Regions from separate parts of the Homo sapiens genome. Here region 1 is linked to region 2. A link is a loop called in an ENCODE intact Hi-C map of the cell type or tissue named here. Cell type or tissue: PC-3. All regions are shown on one strand. Each heading gives the region's core, and the rest is flanking DNA. Links, peaks and the distances in the headings are about the cores only. Region 1 overlaps COL4A5 (collagen type IV alpha 5 chain). Region 2 overlaps COL4A6 (collagen type IV alpha 6 chain).

Region 1 (4,403 bases), core at 83-4,082, 340 kb after region 2:
TTATGGTTTTTTTTCTTGTATGCTTAATGGTTTTTAATTAGGAAATCTCATCTTCCTTTAAAAAAATGATACATTAGAATTATTTGAAGTTTACTATGAAGGCATGTTTTTTCTACGTAGAGTCAGTATGTATTTTTGCCCAGCCTCTAGAAGGTCAATGCAGTCAGAGTCCACTCAGGTAATGCTAATTTGGATTGCAAATCTGGCCAGTTTGTGGTGAGTTTTTTAAGGGTTTTTTTTCCTGTACTTCTCTGCTAAGCACCAAGAGATCTTTTCTTCCACCTCCCTGGGTGTGGGATTGTGAGGTACATTTATGCGTGGTACACCCTTATAGTAAAAGAAATTATAAAACAAAACCCAAAAATTATCCAAGTTTGGCATATGTCCTCCGGGAAAAAGTAGTTTCATTGATCAGTTCATTTTTTGGTTTTCCCTAGATTTTGATTTGATAAATCCTACTGTGCTTCCCTTTGATGCTTTTAGGAAGAAGTTTTTACTTTTTTCCAAGCATTTTTTTTTTAAGTAAGCATTTCAGTCTGGATACCTAACTGGCCACATTATTGGAATATTTCTTATTTCTCTCTGCCATTATTTTGTAGTATGTGTCTCCTTGGAACACCTGAATCAAAATTACTTAGAGATGTTTATTAAAATTTCAGATTCTGCTATTCAACTTCAGCTTACTGGAAGAATCTTTACGATGGGTTGCTGGTATGTAAATTTTTGTGAGGTTCTTTAGGTGACCCTAATTCATACAGAATTTGTTTTTATTTGTACTTTTAAGTCTAATATCTGCTGTTTTAATTGTAGCAGCATGAGATCTAAATTTATTATTTTTTATATTTATTCTAGCACCATATGTTGAAAAATTCATTGTTTTCACATCTATTTGACGTCAACTTTTATCATATAGTAGTTGTGTGTGTGTGTGTGTGTGTGCACGTGCTTGCATGTGTAAATCTGTTTCTGGCCTTCCTATTTTTGTTAACTGAATACCATACTATTTTAATTATTGTAGTGTTGTGATGTGTTTTACTGTGTGATAATACAAAACTTTCCTTACTCATTTATTACTTTCTCCCACAATAAAAATTTAAAATATTACTGTAGTTTCATCATTTTCTTGCTTCTTTCATCTTCAGTGATTTCGAAAAATTAGTTTTTTTCATATGAACTTAGCCTTTTAGACTGAGGTACTTAATGTTCATTTTACTTCTTTGCCCCAATCAATTTTGTATTTTAATCATGCTTAGCATGGCAATTTTTCCTCTAGGTAGCTTTCTGTCTATCCTTCCAAGTTGAAGTCCAGGTATTCACTTTCTCCACAGAGCCTTTGTCAATACTTTCAGGCTCAAGGGAACTGTTTTTCTTAACTTTGATAGCAATTATTGACTATACCACTCATTTTTACCTGGCAAATCCTACAGAATCACAGAGAGTGAAATCTGGAAGCTACCTAAGGAGATCATATTGTCTATGTATGCCATTTTACAAATGAGAAAACAGCCAAAGAGTATGGAAATGATTTGTCCATGGTCAAATGTTTCAACTTCTGAAGTAAAATTATGATATACCGCTGTATCATTATTCCATTGTATTTTGATATTCTTTTCATATGTCCTGAAAATACCCAGTTACTTAAAAAATAAAATACCTAGTTACTTAAAAAAACAAAAAACCTAGACTGGAAGTTCCTTAAAGGTAGCACCTGCATGTACTTTTGTACAACTCATAGAACTATTATTGTGCTTGTGTTTATTAGACACCTAATCAATATTAATAGATGTTGGTAAAAAAACAAATTGTTCCATTAACCAGATGTCAAACTGGGGCTATCTCCTTGTGGGCGCCACTGTTATAACTGTATAGAAAGTGGCATCTAGTGGTTGGTGTGCGTATTACAATTGCCTGTTTTGTTTTAACCTATGAGTACCAGAGTCATTCTCATAACCTAGGTGGAATAAATAGACTATAAATTAAAATTTTAAATTGAATTTAAACACATTTATCTATAATTCACAACTGTTTTAATCTGTGCTCTCTCTAAAGTAAAGCTACATGTTAATAAAAAATTGCAAAAAATTATACAAAATTACTTGTAAAATGACATGCGAGAGTATTTAAGGTTTTGCTTGTTTATAAATTATATTAGGAGTTAGGGGCTATCGTTGGATACTGAGAAGTCAAAATGCAATTATAAAGAAAGGTCACATAGAAACTTGTTCATATCAATGAAATCCTGTCAGGTTATTGCTTTGCATTATTTTTAGGAGCTTAATTTGTATTTAAAAGAAGAAGATCTCTCAATAAAGGCTGAAGATGGAAAGCTACACTGTCTTCTACTCGCAACAACAAAAACCCATGCACATATATTCACATATAAAGTTCAGACATGCATTTCAGTGTCAAATGTTAATTATTCTTACATTAACAGCCATTTGGGGTTATCACTACTCTTTACCTCTCCATTAATGCATGAGTGTTGACAATATGCACAATTTAATTCAGGGACTACGACTGTTGACAGTTACTGTCTTGTGAACTTGTGAATCAGTATCTTCTTGTGAAACGGTATCTTCTAAATTTTATAAAATCCATAGTCTGGAACTTAAAATTTATGTTTGCAGAAAAATATTATATATTTTTAATTAACCTCTGTTTCCTGCACATTGTAATATAATTTTTTGTAGATGGGTTCATCCTTCCCATTAGAGAGCAATGATGTACTTTGTACTTCTACTTGCACCTAACATAACATAGTGGCTGTCACATAACAGGTGATCAATAAGTATTTCTTGAATTAGTTACACATGTTGGAGGGAGCTGTGTGTTACTCATCTTAGAAGTCTAGTGCCTAACAATTTTTCTGTCCTCTAGTAATATTCAATTCATATTTGATGAATGAGTAAGTCTGAATAAGCCTATTTAATCTGTAGTGTAGTTAGCGTAAAATACTAAAATCAGTATATAACCCCCAAACATCTATGAATAATAAATAATAGCGGCATAGCAGACTTTCTGTTTGACGTGTCAGGAGCACAGCTTTCACTGGAGCAGCCTCTTGTAGTGTGAGTGAGAGATTACTGCAACATCAAGCCATTGTAGTTTGCTCTTATAATCAGGAAAAGAGGTTTCAGTATGAAGGTGACTTTTAGTTGCAGCTGAGTGAGTTAGGAGTTCTGACCAGAAGGATAAGGTCAGTACTTTCAAAAGGGTTGAGGAGGGTACTTTGGTAGTGACTAGAGTAAAGGAAATCATGGAATGTTGAGCAGCAGGCTAAGGTATTTTATATCAAAGGCCCTCAAGATTGATGGGCATTATTTGGTATTTATGTCACATGAAGGTTTCAGTAACTCAGTCTGGTATCTATCTGATGAAAAGAATGCCACCTCCTTGTAAGTAAACACTGAGCTATCCATGTATATTAAACTAACTTGTTTTTCTAAGCAGTTCATTTTCTAAGAGTAAAGGATAGTACTGAATGGCAGAAGTCACATACTGTATTCTTTTCCTCTATAGGTTTTCTATTTTGGAGGAGGATATTTTTCTGGCTTGAGGACCTCAATTCCTAATATGATTGAATGCCTGTTTAGAACATCTAGACTGTGGGAGCAGCATTTATGGTAAAGCTGTTAGAGACTGAGCTATTATTAGTGATGAAGGAGTAGGAGCAAAGAAAAGAAAGAAAGGTGGTAAAAGATAGTGTTATATATTTTATGCTCCATGATTGCTCATGAATGGAGAGAAACAAGTGACTTGAAGTGGTAGGCATTGTTGTCTAGTTGCCAAGGTCATTGCTAATACAGAGTGAGAGGTAATTTTTTACAAGCAATGTTAGAAGAAAAAAAGGAGAGTTCCTGAGAGTTTGGACATGTGGCAAATCATATTACAGGGAAGTTGTATGAATTTCTTTTCCATTTTTAACATATTTTAGATTGTGCATACTGTCAACACTCATGCATTAATGAAGAGGTAAAGGGTAGTGATAACCCCAAATGGCTGTTAATGTAAGAATAATTAACTTTGAAATGTATGTCTGTACTTTATATGTGAATATATGTGCATGGGTTTTTGTTGTTGTAAGTAGAAGATGGTGTAGCTTTCCATCTTTAGCCTTTATTGAGAGATATCTCATTTTTAATGTCTTGTAAAATGATATTTTTCACTTTAAAATTATAAAAATTATGTTTGCTCATTTTGAAAAGTTAAGACAGAAGTGTATATAATAAAAGGTGCAAGCTTCCTGAGAGGTAACTGTTATTTGCAATTTCGTATATCTTTTCAGATATTTTTCTGGTATCTATCTTTCAAGTTTGGATTGTTGATTTCAGTTGAGCTGTAAGTCAGAGTCTGATTTTTGGGTTCATATTTAATGATTTTTTCCCTCTTTCTCTTCCTTATAG
Region 2 (4,403 bases), core at 255-4,254:
GAATAGTTCAGTACTAAAGTGAATAATGTTTTTCACAGAAAACTTAAATGAGGCCACTTTGTTGTTGTTTAAAATTGTACTTTTTGGAGCATAGATTTAGCAAACAACATCTTGGCTTATTATGAAAGTAAAGGAGGCAATGAAGAAAAGGCACTAAATGTTGTGGAACATCTGTTGTCCCTTTAATGTGACCTGGCTCACCTGCTCAAATCCCATTTGTACCTTTTTCTTCCTTTTACATACATACTCAGTGCACTCCCATGAGTACTGAAAGCTGGTTAAGGACCCCTTGGCTTTCTGGGCCCAGGGTTTTTCATTTCTGTTTCCTTTTGGCTAGTCATGTTTTTGTTTCTTTAATGTGGGTTGTTTTCATTGTCTTTTTATTGGGAGGAGTGTGTGTGTGTGTGTGTGTGTGTGTGTGTGTGTGTGTAGGATCCAATTCAAAGCAGGCTTTGGTCCCGTACTTACCTGTTCTCTTTTCTGCATTTAGTATAACTGTGCATCAAATAGCTCAGCCTTCATGCTACATTAAATTTCTAATGTGAAAGGCTCGTGGGTTAAACTGAATGCAAACTTATTTAAAATATGAGTTTTTCTGCATCAAACCAAGGCATGCTGCGACTTGGTGGAATGTCTATTGGCTTCTGAGGTCAAACGCTTCAGGAAGCCTTCTCTGACCTGTCCATGAAATCTGTGGCAGCCCATGCTGCCCGAAACTCTTAAAGTGCAAAGAATGGTTGCATATGAAAGTTTTGTAAGCATGAGACCTATATTACACTCTCTTTTATCTTTCTCCAAGGCCCATTACTACAGTCTGAACACATACAAGGTGGTCCAGTAAATACTTGTTGAACTGAATGGAATAATGGCCAAGAGAACAAAACTGTTGCAAAGGGTGAAGGAAATGATGTTCAGGAACCATCTTGTGCCCCCATCTATCTTGCCCTCAGTTGTAAATATAAGGGGGCCTTGTACTCCTTCTCCAGAAAGCAGAAGAGTCTTGCTTTCTCAGAGGGCCTGAGAGCTTATGCTATAGTGTGAACAAAAATAAATATGTAAAAAAAAATGTAAAAAGGAAAAAAAAAGACAAATTTGTGTGGGGGTTAGAGCCAAGAAAAGATAAATAGCTTGGCAAGACACTGGCTGTGCTGTAGGTTCAACTTGTCTCCCAGAATAGGGAGGCACTGTACAGGGACCCTGCTGAACAAGCTGTTCTAGCAAGATGCCCTGGGACTGGCCCCGTGACAGTCAGTCCTCCTCATGAGTAATCTTGCAAATGCTGCTCCCACACTCCTACTTACCCATGGCCTGGAAAGCCTCAATGGGGCTAGGTTAACTGTTTCCAGGCCTGCTCTCCTGGGCTCTGGACTCCTGATGCTCTTTGGTTCTCAGGAGGCTCAACTGAAGAACCCCACCTACCTAGTAGTTACCCCTACTGGGTAGGTGTGTGGGTAACTATTGACCTACTCAATAGTTACCTCAGGATTTGCCAGTTTCTTCTCTTATCCCTCCCCTCATCTATTCCATTTTTGCCTTCCCCTGTGTTTGCTAGTCCCTTGAACAGAGGGCACATGGATATACAATTCTCTCTGATGACCTCCATGGAAGGACCTGTGGCCTACAAGTGTGAGTGTGTTGCTGGAGACAATGGGATAAAATGTGTGAGGTGAGGACTGAGCCAGAAAATCAGGGATGTTTGGTCACTGCAGAGGGGCCAAGAGAAAGAAGGTAAGGGGCAAATCTGTCAGGTTGGGCACTTTGTCTCTTACAAAGATTTGGACTCATATAGGAAGAAAACAAATAGTTAAAAGGAACATTTTGGATTCCCTAGAGATTTCTGTCTTCAGTGCTGCCTTGTTTCTCGGTGAGTGTGGATAATTGAAAGCTGATGTGAAGGCTTTGGATTTGAGAAGCACATTTCCTCTGAAAAGCCCAGAGTATCACAAATACATTACCACCTTTCTCCTCATAACTTTTCTGTCATAAGCCATTCATATAAAGTACCTACGAATGTTCCCATTAAACAGATAGAGATATGAGGACTGAAGGAGTTACCTGATTTGGCCAAGGTCACACATTGAATCTGTGCCAAAGTGGGCTGAGAACTCTGGTTTCTTAATTCCCACCGTATGAAAACATGCTGTTCCATGTAAAGGGGTTATTTTCTAGCTTTGATGTCTTTACAATCAACTGGGGTTTCTATTTTTCAGCCCACACTCTGAAACACTGGAAATACTGAGTTTGAAATGGTACTGCAATTTATCACCGTGCATTGTCGTCAGTCTCTTTCTTTTACAGGACAAAAGGGAATGGGTTGAAATTGCAGCAGGGGAAATACTCTGGGTTCGGATGTGGAAGGGAAGGGGAGGGAGGCAGTGTGAGCCAGTGAAGCCAATAACACCAGAGGAGATCATAAAATCCTTTTCAGAGATTTACAGATAAAAACCCCACCACGGCAGGGATTAGAGCAAACTGGACTGTAGGGGGCAGTATGGTATGGGGAAAAAGCCACCAAATTGGCTAGAATTCAAGAAAGCTGAATTTCAATCTCAGCTCTGCTAATAATTAGCTGCGTGATTCTGGACAAACCTCTTCACCCGTTGAGGCTGTGGTTTCCTCATCAGTACAAGGAAGATAAGCCTGGCTCACCTTGCTTACCTCACAGGGACAATGCCAGGTGGCTAGAATCTATGTGAAATGCTCTACAAAGAAAGGTGAAAACCTTATTCCCAAACTCACTTGCAAAGTACTTTATATCTGTACTGTCCAATAGAAATATAATGTGAGCTACTATGTTATTTTCATTTTCCTAGTAGCCACATTAAAAAAGCAAAGTAAACAGAGATTAATTTAAATGATATATTTTACTTAACCAAATATATAATAAATATTGTCATTTTAACACAAGTAAAAAATGTTACTGAGATATTCTAGATTTCTTTTCATACTACGTTTTTGAGATCTGGTGTGTATTTTATACTTACAGTACATCTCATTTCAGATCAGCCACATTTCAAGGGCTCAGTAGCCACACATGGCTGGCTGTTATCTTATTGAACAGGACAGCCTTATATTTTGTAAAGAAACTTCGCATACATTATTAGTTGGGTCTTAAAAGAGTAGCTATATGCATGTTCTTACTCATATGCAGAAACTAAAAAAATTTATCTCATGGAGGTAGAAATTAAAATGAATAATACCAGTGGCTGGAAATGGTGTGAGTGTGGGGTGGGGGGAGAGATGGAGAGAGGTTGGTTAATGGGTACAAACATACAGTTAGACAGAATGAATAAGTTCTAGTATTCGATAGTGGAGTAGGGTGACTACAGTTAACAACAATGTACTGTATATTTCAAAGTAGCCAGAAGAGAGATTTGAAATGTTCCCAACACATAGAAATGATAAATGTTTGTGGTCATGGATATCCTAAATACCCTAACTTCACCATTACACAGTCTGTGCATGTAACAAAATATCACATGTACCCTATAAATATGTAGAAATATTTTCTATTAATAAAAAGTATAAATATGACCATTGTCAAATTACAGATATAAAGAGAGGTTCAGTGACTTGCCAAAGTCCCAGAGCAGGGGCTGGGTCTAAAGTTTGGGTGTTCTGTCTCCAACACTAGGGTTCTCTTCCTTTCTGGTTCATTAGATACAGAGGTGATTAAAATCAAGTGCATTGAACAGATGATTTTCCATGCCCCCTTTATTTCTATGGAGTAATAAGAATCATCATAGAAGGAACCTGTGCCACTGGCTCCACTGGCTCTGCTTTCTGGCCACCCAGAGAGACCCAAACTATCTCAAAGTACTGTAGGGAAGGAATGGAGTCATCTATCCCCACTGGCCCAGCAAGCACAGGCAGGCCTAGTCATCTTTGATTCATCCATTTCCCACCTGATCCCTATTCCCAATCCATGAAAATCTTGTCAGCTGTTTCAAAACATATCTTGTAATTTAAAAGACACATTAAACAAATGTAATGTATTGGTCTTGTTTGGCCTCTCATTGAAACAAGGCAACTGTAAAAATATATATATACCTATAAGACAATCAAAAATTTGAATTCTGCCTTGTTAACTGATATTAATTACTGATCACAAATTACTGATGATGATATTGTCACTATGTCTTAAAAAGCCCTTACCTTTTAAATATTCAGAGGTATTTGTGATGAAATGATATGATTTGCTTCAGATTGGCCATAAATTGCTAATTATTAAAACTGTGTGATGGGTACACGAGGAATCATTATGACATTCTCTCTGCTTTTGTAAATGTTTGAAATGTTCCCTAATAACAAGGTTGAACATTTTTACATTTTGAATCTATCCACTTCTTTCCATTTCCATTGCTGTCACTATAGTCTAAGTCACCACCACCATCTCTTGCCTG

What was found. Hi-C counts contacts between places; a loop is a spot of excess contacts. Peaks named below come from ENCODE experiments on the same cell type or tissue, not always from the same donor. Only the 100,000 strongest peaks of a DNase experiment are listed, where the experiment ranks them.
Region 1: a loop joins it to region 2, with 8 times the contacts of the local background. A loop is called at or near these places in 11 of 110 quality-filtered maps.

Annotation. Positions count from the first base shown.
Region 1 is chrX:108,535,343-108,539,745 of GRCh38, forward strand. The region is part of intron 1 of COL4A5 (collagen type IV alpha 5 chain); the gene reads left to right. Among named protein-coding and RNA genes, the nearest start is that of COL4A5, 98 kb to the left of the region's middle. In PC-3, for the core only: a CTCF peak has its summit at 1,867 (motif pointing left); no DNase peak of the experiment used is centred there; H3K27ac peaks cover 1,115 bases.
Region 2 is chrX:108,197,381-108,201,783 of GRCh38, forward strand. All of the region lies in intron 13 of COL4A6 (collagen type IV alpha 6 chain), which reads right to left. Among named protein-coding and RNA genes, the nearest start is that of ATG4A, 110 kb to the left of the region's middle. In PC-3, for the core only: a CTCF peak has its summit at 2,475 (motif pointing right); a DNase peak (open chromatin) is centred at 2,471.